2 separate regions of the Homo sapiens genome follow, and region 2 is linked to region 1. Evidence: chromatin contacts called from ENCODE Hi-C or POLR2A ChIA-PET data. All regions are on one chromosome and are shown on one strand. The core of a region is the stretch at or near the end of the contact, and the rest is flanking DNA. Distances in the headings are between cores, read along the strand shown.

The links. A loop is a pair of places that touch in the nucleus more often than their neighbours do. ChIA-PET counts read pairs that join two places held with the same protein, here RNA polymerase II (POLR2A). Pooled maps may share reads with other maps.
Region 2: a loop to region 1 is called in a map with no recorded cell type, with 12 times the contacts of the local background. The contact joins the enhancer-like site here to the promoter of MEGF9 in region 1. A Hi-C loop is called at or near these places in 2 of 37 single-sample maps with no recorded cell type and 8 of 50 pooled maps. POLR2A ChIA-PET finds 5 or more read pairs at or near these places in 5 of 52 experiments (CD4-positive, alpha-beta T cell, CD8-positive, alpha-beta memory T cell, activated CD4-positive, alpha-beta T cell and 1 more).

The regions. Positions count from the first base shown.
Region 1 is chr9:120,712,088-120,716,780 of GRCh38, forward strand. It overlaps MEGF9 (multiple EGF like domains 9), which reads right to left and starts at 2,383. Exons shown (of 6, transcript NM_001080497.3): 1 at 1,671-2,383. The coding sequence starts at 2,271. RefSeq lists a silencer at 2,071-2,920.
Region 2 is chr9:120,889,772-120,894,574 of GRCh38, forward strand. It overlaps a transcript of PHF19 not described here. Among named protein-coding and RNA genes, the nearest start is that of PHF19, 15 kb to the left of the region's middle. RefSeq lists an enhancer at 2,850-3,069. Within about 2 kb of position 1,945, at least 10 of the 41 ENCODE cell types and tissues checked have a DNase peak (open chromatin) inside an H3K27ac peak, as active enhancers do; they include CD4-positive, alpha-beta T cell, where a contact is called at or near this core.

The DNA of each region.
Region 1 (4,693 bases), core at 1,133-3,632:
CTCTACAAAAAATACAAAAAATTAGCTGGGTGTGGTGACCCACGCCTGTAGTCTCAGCTGCTCAGGAAGCTGAGGTGGGAGGATCGCTTGAGCCTGGGAGGCAGAGGTTGCAGTGAGCCAAGATTGTGCCACTGCACTTCAGCCTGGGCAACAGAGCCAGACCCTGTCTCAAAAAACAAAAACAAAAACAAAAAAAGTCTTCACAGCAACCTTATGAGTTAAGTACTACTATAATATTATCTTCATTTCACAATCAAAGAAACTGAGTCCAAAGAGCTTCAGTGAGCCGCCTAAGCTTACACAGCTAACAAGGGGAAGAGCTAGGATTCAAACCTAAGAATAAACTCCAGAGTCCATACTCTCAACCACTATGCTTCCTGTCTCTCAGTAATATGTCAATCTCTCTATATGAAAGCCAAAAGGGGTTACAGGTAAAACCCAGCTAGCTAATGCATTCCTTGAAGCTGGAAGAGATGCACACTTGGCTTTTTATGGGTGAATAATCCTACTTATGTCATTGCCAAGCTCCAACCCAAGGATCAAGACTGTATTAAGGTTCATAACCATGTGGGAAAATTCTCTACACACTCAATTATAGTCCAAAGTCCATACCTGACTCCACAGTAAATCACTAAGCCTAAGATTTAGGTCAGAGACCCAGCTAGACAAAGGATTTGGACAAACCTCCACCCCAACTCAAAGCAAGACAATTCAGAAACTTTTGTCCAAACGTTCTGACAAAGTAGGCTTTTGTTTTGTTTTGTTTTAGTCCTAGGCCCACTTAAGATTTAAACGGGGAAAGAATACGAGTTGTCTTTAACTTTGCTTGAAGACTTCAGCAAGAAAAGCCTTTTCTACGTGGGCTCAAACAGAAATTGGCATATATCAGCATCAGCAAAGTTGAACATCCTGGCTTAAGGAGACAAAAATAGGCATCCTTGCTTAAATGGTGTATTTGGCCAAACATGTTGACCTTATAATTGTGGAAGAAAAAAATGGTGCGAGGAAGAGATTTAACCTAATTTGTAAATGTGCTCAGCCTAGATACACACCTGTCCCAAATGACCTACTGAATCCACTTATTTGCAGGGACAACATGGATTACAATGCCTTTTTTGTTTTTATTTTTTGCCCTCAAGTGGTCCATACTACTGTTTGTAAACAAAATCCTCTCACTACCTCTCTTCCACCTGTCATACACACACATCTGATATTTACATAAACAAGAAGAAATGAACAGGGAAACTGGAGCTTTGGGAGGAATTCCTTACCCTCAGCTTTTGACCCAGTGGTTGAAGGAGGTACTATGCGGGCTTTCAAACTTCCCCAAATAACCCAGGCAGAGAGGCTGGGTGCGCGAACCCAACCCAAAAGTTTGCGCCCATTCTGGTCTCTGAAAAAGGCCAGAAAGCCCTGTTGGGAAGAAGATGAGATGCCTTCCACCCAGCAGCCACCCCCTCCCGAGGGAGCACAGCCCACGGGGGACAAAAGACTTTCCAGATTGATCGGGGGCGGGAGGGAGACTAGCTGGACCTGGGATCCCCCCTCGGGAGCCGGAACCTGGGGTGTCTTTGGGGTAACAAACGATAAATTATAGGCAAGAGCCCAACCCTAGATTGCCGGGGCTGAGGTGAGGACGGGTCCTGCCCGAGAGGGAGCGCCGGACTCACCTGGAGGAGGCGAAGAGGGGGCCTCGGTGGCAGGTGGGGTGGGGAGGACGCTGCTGTTGCTGCTGCTGGGGAGATCGGGGGTCGGGGTCCGGGGAGTCGTGGGCGCCGGTACGGTGGTCGCTACAGGGGTGGTCGGCGCCGGGCCAGTGGTCGTCGAAAGGGTGGTCGGCGCGGGTCTGGTCGGCGCCTGAGAGGTGGTCGAAGTGCGTTCCGCCGCCGGAGGGGTGGTCGGCGAGGGGCCGAGCGGCGCCTGAAAGGTGGTGGAAGAGGGTCCAGCAGTCGCCCAAAGAGGGGTGGTCTCCGGGGACTGGGCTGGAGAAGTCGCAGCCAGGGGTCGGTGGACGGTGGCGCGCGGGGGCCCGGTCCTCGGGGCCTGGGCCGTGGGAGCCGTCGCCCTAGGGAAGGGGTGGCTGGGCTCGCCCCGCAACCCGGGGCCCGGCGACGCGTCCACCTGCCCCGCGGCCCCGCCGCCACCGGTGACATTCCCCGCCGAGGCGGCTGAGGCGACGGCGGCGGCGGCGGCGGCGGCGGCGCAGCACAACAGGGCGAGGCCGCCCAGGCTCGGCAGGCTCCTCATGGCGCGCTCGGCTCCGCCATTCATTCATTCAGCCAGTCGGTTGGTCAGTCATCTTCTCCTCGTTGCAATCCGACCAAGGAAGCCTCCGCAACCGCCGCCGCCACCGCCACCGGGCGCACCATCGCCACCTCCCTCTGACAGGCGGCCGGCCCCGCGGGCGGGCCCCAGCGCGGAGGGAGCGACCGGACCGAGCGCGGACCGCCCGCCCTCCTCGATTGGCAGCCGCGCCTAACCAATGGGAAGCCACAGTCGCCCACGTGATCCGCCCGCTTCCCGGCCTCTTTGTAGCCCCGTAGGCCAATCAGAGGACGTCCAGGAGAGGGGGCGGTCCGTGAGGCGGGAGAAGGGTGGTGCGAGCCCAGCTCTAGCCCGCCGGGCTCGCGGCGGCCCCGGCTTTGTCTGCCCAAAGAGTGGGGCGCGGGCCTCGGGCACCGGGCGCCGCGGAGCAGACAAAGGATGCGCCCCGCGCGGCAGACGCCGGGCCTAGTCATCTGCTCCACCGGGCTGCGAGCACGAGCGGGGGGTGGAATCAGCACTCGGGAGCATCCCCGCCCTCCTGAACAATGGGGCGCCAGCGCCGCACCCCAGCTCGGGCGGGGACCGCGCGGGAACCCCGCGATGGGAGAGGGCAGCGGCAGCGACGATGTAGAGCTTGGCATGCCCTCTGCTGCTCCAGAGAGCCTGGTCGCAGCCTTGCGAGGTCTCTGCCGCCATTCCCATTTCAGAGATGGGGAAGCTGAGGCCCTTGCTGAGGGCCTCCCTGAACCGAGACCCACGCCCTCACCAGAAACCTGCTGTGGGCCAGGTGTTGTGCCAGACTGGACAAGGGGGCGGGACCGGGCGGTGGAGACCCCTGAGGGCAGAAGGTGCAAGCTTCCTGCGTGGAGGAGACAGGCTCGCAAGCACACTTACCTAAACCCCGGGAAGAATAGGATCAGACAGGGTTGAACCTCAACTTGATGTCTTTTGCTGAATGGTTTTGTGGCCTGAGCGCGGTTTTTTCACCACTAAAATGGAGATGATAGGACACCCCTCACCCCCCACCCCCCTCACAGAGCTGTTGTGAGAATTAAGTCATGGACGTAAAGGGCTTAGCCCAGAGCCTGGCCCACTGTTGTAACCCTCATTAATGCTAACTATTCTCAGCATTTGCGCCAGGGCAAGCCCAGGATTAGAAAGCAGCCCCAGGCCACAGCCCTTCAGTGCCCCCAGAGCCTCCGGCTGGTTGCAGGGGTTGGGGTGGGGCTAATAGCCGAGCTTGACCCTGGATGACACTAAACCCTGAATCAAGCTGGAATTCGGGCACGCAGCCTCGCATCATCCGCCCAGGATCCAGAGCTAGGTCAGGCGCTGCTGCTTCGGCTCAGCAGCTTCCAGAGGAAGCCAGGCAGGGCGGGTTTGTCATCTGATGGGGCTTAATTCAAGCCCCACTGCTAACCCAATCCCGGCCTCCCCTACGTGATGTTTGGCTTTGTGCATGGTTTCCCATTAGTCATTGGTCTTCAACCAGACCAGCAGGATGAGATTTATGTGTGAACCCGTGTATGTTAATTAAAGCATGCATTTATTTTCCTGCATGAGTAGTGGGTGGGGGAGGCTGTGTATGAATGCATAAACATGTTTGTGAGTCTGTGTGTATGAGTGTTGTATGTATCTGTGTGAGTTTATGAGTATGGGAGCTAGTATCTATTTTCATATATTGTGTCTTAATAATCTGTGCATGTGTACTGGTGTGTGTTTTTGTGTATTTTCTGTGTTTTTGCATTTGTGGTTATCTATGGGTGTGTCTTGATAGGTCTATGTATATAAGACAGCGGGAATGAGGGAGAATGTGAGTGTTCTGTCTTCAGGACCAATATTTAGCAAGCACTAACCAAGGTTCTATTTTTACTTTGCTTTGGGAGGGTGGACAGGTCATGCCAGTCCCCCATATTCCCTTGCTGACCCTCCCTGGCCCTTCAAACCCCAACCAAAATGTCACATTCTCTAAAAGACATTCCTGGATTTGAGTGGGAATTAATCTCTCCCTTCTCATTTCCCCACCACCCCTTGTTTATGCATTGATTACAGCCCTGATCTACCAATCTACCTCTCCGTTGCCTCTTCCTAAAAGGATTAAGGATGGCTTTCAGAAATATATACAACAGGATAAATTGTATTGCCCACATGGCTTTATTACTTCTCATAGGCATGCATCAGCCTTAATACTAGAACTTGTTATTTATGTGTCTGTCTCTTACGTCAGATGTTCTCCCTGTTCTGAGAACCTAGCAGGGGCAACACATGTAAGTGCCAACCCATGCTGGTTAAATTGAATTAATTGAGGTCTTGTCGTGCTTGTGGGAGGAGCTTGTGTCTTTAGAGTCAGACAGACTTGGGTCATGACTGCCAACTCTGTGACCTTGGAGGAAACCTTTCACCTCTCTGAGCCTCAGTTTTCCCCCCC
Region 2 (4,803 bases), core at 695-3,194, 180 kb after region 1:
AGAAAGAAAAGAGAAAGAAGAAAGGAAGAAAGAAAGAAAGAGAAAGAAAAAAGAGAAAAAGAAAAAGAAAGAACTAACAAGAAAGAAAGAGAGGAAGGAAGGAAAGAGTGGACAGGCTCTAGGATCTGGACTGGACTTGGACTTAGAATCTGGACTTGGACAACCTAAGGTCAGGTTCTGCCATGTATTAAGCAATGTGGATAATAATGGCACCCACAGCTCACAAAATTGCATGTGAAAACACTTTGTAAACTATAAAGTATTTTGAGCCCTGGAGGGCAGTGGGATGGGACCATCATGCCTCAGGCAGCTTCTCATCTCAGTGCCCAGTTCAAGACCTGGCACCCAGTAAATGTCCCATAAGTGTTTGCTGAGTGAATAGATAAACAAGTGATTATCATCATCCTTTTAACTTGATCTCAGCTTTGCAGAATAAAAACAGGCAGATGCTGTTGGACCCTGATTCAGGTTTTGTGAGCTGAGGCCTCACAAATGAGCCTGCTTTTTTTTTTTTTTTTTTTTTTCCTGTTAACGCTTTTGACGTTTTCATTTTAATATGTGAAACCTGGCTACTTGTCTCAGGGAGAGTTTATGGAAAAAAAGCTTCCAGCTGGCTTTGGGCAGCCCATAAAAATGTACTGAAATGTCTAACTTTGACCAGTTAGAAATTAGGAGCTGTTGGGGGATGCAGGCCGGTGACGCCACTCGCCCTGGTGAGGCCACTGAATTTCAGTAATTAGCTCTCTGGGCAGGAGGACTCGCTCCTAATTCCTTCCTGGTTCCGAGTCAAAGGATGAGGCCCTGAATCTGTTAAAGAGAAACCACAGCTTTCAGATAACAGACAAACATGTCTTTAACACACGCAATCTTTGATTCAAATGATTTCAAAGGGCATGGGGGAGGGAAGGGTTTTTGTGAGCTTTAACCGAAGCCGCTCATCAGAATGTCAGCTCTCCAAATCCTATCCTTCCCTCAGCTCAAGTCTGACCTCCTCCAGGAAGCCCTCCTTGGTAACCCCAGCCCATCACAGGTTTGTTCATCCACACGACTCCTTGCTTTAAAACTCTCCAGAGGGTCTGCCTAACTTCATGGTCAAGTTCAGTCTTCTTAGTTTGGCATACAAGGCCCTTTGTGATCTGACACCTTCTCACCTGTGTAGCCTCTTCTCCTACTCTCCACCCCCACCCTTTAACCCAGGTGCGACAAACAACCTTCACCCCTCTCCCCGGAATTTGGGCCTCAGAGCCTTGGACTGTGTTTTTGCCTTGATGGGGATTTTCCTTCCCCTTCGTCATGTGGCTGGATGGTCCTTATTCCCAAAACTCACCCCAAGCCTCTCCTGCAGGGGTGGGGAGAGATTGAGCCCCCAGGGCTGGGTTAGGTATCCCTGCTCATGCCCCAGAGCGCCTGGGTTTCTGCTCATCACAGTTAGTGTAAGGATCCATTTACTCATCTGCCTCTCCCGCCCTCTTCCCTTCTCTCCCCTCCTCTCCCCTCCTTTCCCCTTCTTCTCCTCTCCTTCCCTCCCCTCCCCTCTCTGAGGAACTTGGTCCAGCTACAGTCAATATCTAGAGAAGGTATTGGCCTAGAGAACCTTGCTCAATCTTAAGCCCGCACACCTGCCGTACTTTGGGATCACCCCGGGAACCTTAACATGCTGATGCCTGTGTTCTTATCTTCAGAGACTCTGGTTTGATTGGCCTGGATGTGGCCTAGGCATGGGGTGAAGAGTGTGGGTTGAAAAGCTCCCCGGGTGGTTCAAGGTGCAGCCCAGGTGGAGCGCCACCATAATTTACAGCACACGACTCAAGACCCACCCAGCCACTTAGAGGAGCTGCACTCCAGGCACCTCGGGGAGTATAACCTTGAACTCGGAACCCCACTATATTTGCCATATTTGTTGTGTTGAAAGAAAACTAGTCATCTGTTTATCTGAGTCAGTAGCATTGAGCAGCTGTATAGTCCCCCACAGGCCCCACCCAGTCTTCCGTGCTTGTTAGGAGAGACGGAAGCATCACAGTCACCTGGTAGAAGGATGCCTGTCTGAGCCCCACCCCAAATCCAAGGAGCCAGACCAGGGACCCTGTGCTATAAACAAGTCTCCTGGTGATCCTTCTGCACACAAATGTGCCAGGGCTCAAAACATCCTAAAACAGGCTGCAAACCCCTGACGCCTTGCAGAGCCAGGTAGGAAAGTTCAAAGCAAAGAAAGGCCTCCAGGGGACCATGCGGGGACTGGAAAACGACTGGCTCTAGCAAATTCTTGTCCTTTGGGAATGTGGGCCCCATGTTGTCAAGTCCCTCTTTTTTAAAAAGAGAATGCCAAAAATCTGAATTTTTAAAAAGGTGAAACTTGTTTAAAGCTGACAACTAATTCAAGCCATTTAAGTACACAGCTCAGACCAAACAAAACTTACCTGGGACCTGAATTTAGCATCTATTACCAATGTTTGCGGCAAACCCCACACGTGGATGAAGCTAGAGGGTGGTGTGCTTGCCTGGCCTTGTCTCGGCTCTCTCTTTTTTGAGCTGTTTTCCTGCTATGGGACTTGGGCCAGCACGGAGTAGGAGTGGGGAGGCGGTGGGGAGCGGGTACAGGAAACGGCCCCTGAGACTTGTGCCGTACGTGCAATTGGGAGGCTGTTTGGGGACATTGTTCCTCACGTTTAACAGTGTTCTCTTCATGCCAACTCTCTAAAAAAATACCTCTCAGGTCTCAGGGCCTAATAGAGTTTTGATTTGCCTCAGCAATGGTGTGCCAGTGTCTTATGGACACTGAATTGCGTGGGATCAAGTTTTAGCTGCTAGAAAGGTCAGAGGGCAATTTGTGGCCTGTCCCCATGGCATATAGGACCTCAAGGTCCACACTTGTATACCTGTCATTCCTGGGTGCTTCTGACCTTTCCAACTTCTGTTTTTCGTTTGATGCTTGTCACATGACCACTCCTGTAAAATTTTATGCTTGTATATCAAATAAAGAAGTTAAGTGCTTTCTGAAATAAGGCATGCTATAAATAAATAAGCCCATAAAAATAGTAAGTGCTGAAAAAAAGGGTTATTGAATACATGACTACTTGAATGATTCATTTTGTGGTTGCACACAGGGCCTTGCACAGAGCAGGTGTTCAGGAAATGAGGGCAGGATGGTAGAGTGGAAAGCAGCAGTTTAGAGATGGAAAGACAATAGCCCTGCCATTTCCTAGCGACTGGGACCTTAGCCAAGCTGACTAACCTCTCTTAGCCTCAGTTTCCTCGTCTGTACAATGGGGACAATCTCAGTGCCACCTTATCAGAGTTGCTGGGAGGATTGAGTAAGATGATGTAAAGTGCCTAGCATGTAACAGGCACTTAATAAGTGGCAGCTGTGATTATTTCAACACCAGAAATACCCTCATCTATGAATGTCATTGTTAAATGACTTAGTAAAGGCAGTAATGTGTGCAACATGAGTGAGGACGCTCTCCCTTTGCTCAAGCCAGCTAGAGTGTGACAGAGAAACCACATGGATTCACTGGGTCAATAAAATGGGGAGGCCTTCCAGAAGCTCTCGATTCCCTCAGCTCCTTGTCCCAGGTCTCTGCTCCCCTCCACACCAGGGCCCCTCTGATTATAGCAGTGATGGCAGGTGGCTCCCTGTCTGAGTGTGGCTGCCCCATCACTCCCCTCTCAGCATGCTTATGTGCTAAAGACCCTGTCCTGTCTGCCCCCGTCATCCAATCTCTAGCCCTAGCCCTGTACATTCCCTTTCTGGAAGCCTCTGGCAGTTTTCTGCAAGCTTCCCAGCCCTGACTGATCCCTCTCCTGGTCATCACTTAAGTGAGCAAATTCATCTTTGAACGGTTCCTTGACCTTTTGCTTGACAGATGCACGCATGCTTTAGAAAGCACACGTCATGCAGTGCACAGGAGGTGCACTCAGAGATGACTGAATGTAGTGTCTGGGGCTCACTCCCTCTGAGGGTTGGACACCAGGCAGACAGTCAGGAAAGCAACTCTCTAATACTGTTACGAGGGAGAAAATACATCATATAGATCCCTGCGATGGAAGGTGGTCTATGGTGAGTTGTAGGTTTCCCTAAGGGCCTAAAATTTATTCATAAGAGGCACTGTTGCATAGGGCAGTGGTTCTCAAAGTGTAGCTCCAGACCTGGAGCATCAGCCTAGACTGGGAGCTCTTATAAATGCAAAATCTCCAGCCTCACTCCAGAACTACTGACTCAAACCATGTGGGGCCCACCCAGCGCTCCCAGTTTTCACAAGCCCAGGGGTGATCCCATGTAGGGCCGGTTTTTGGACCACTGGAATGGTGGATTCATTTGGAACCTGTCACCTCATCTGTCAACAGGGACGACCCTAATCATGGCAGTGGCTTCTGGAAGGGCCACGAGATGAACGTGGGAAGCCTGCCTGGCACGTGGTTGGTGCTGAGCCACCGTCCCCTAAGACTGATCACCCACTACCTTTGGAGGGTCAGCTACCGCCTGGCGCTGTTCTCTGTCAGTCATGGAACCCAAGATAAGGGCTCCAGCAGAAAGGAGAAACAGGATGGAGGTCAGGGAAAGCTGATCTGAAACTTAGGCTAAGGCCCTGAATGCCAACCTTAGGACCTCTCTTTGCCTCTGTCTGCGGCGGAGACTCACATGTTTCCATTACTTTTCTGTAATACAACAAAGCAACGGAATCCTTGGGATTCTGGCCATCCCGGAGGTACCTCCCGGGTCCGTGGCGGGGCAAGCCCTTTTTCCACGACGCCTCCCACCCGCCTCGTCTGCTTTGGCCGCGCTCCCGCGAAGGCCGCGGCGGG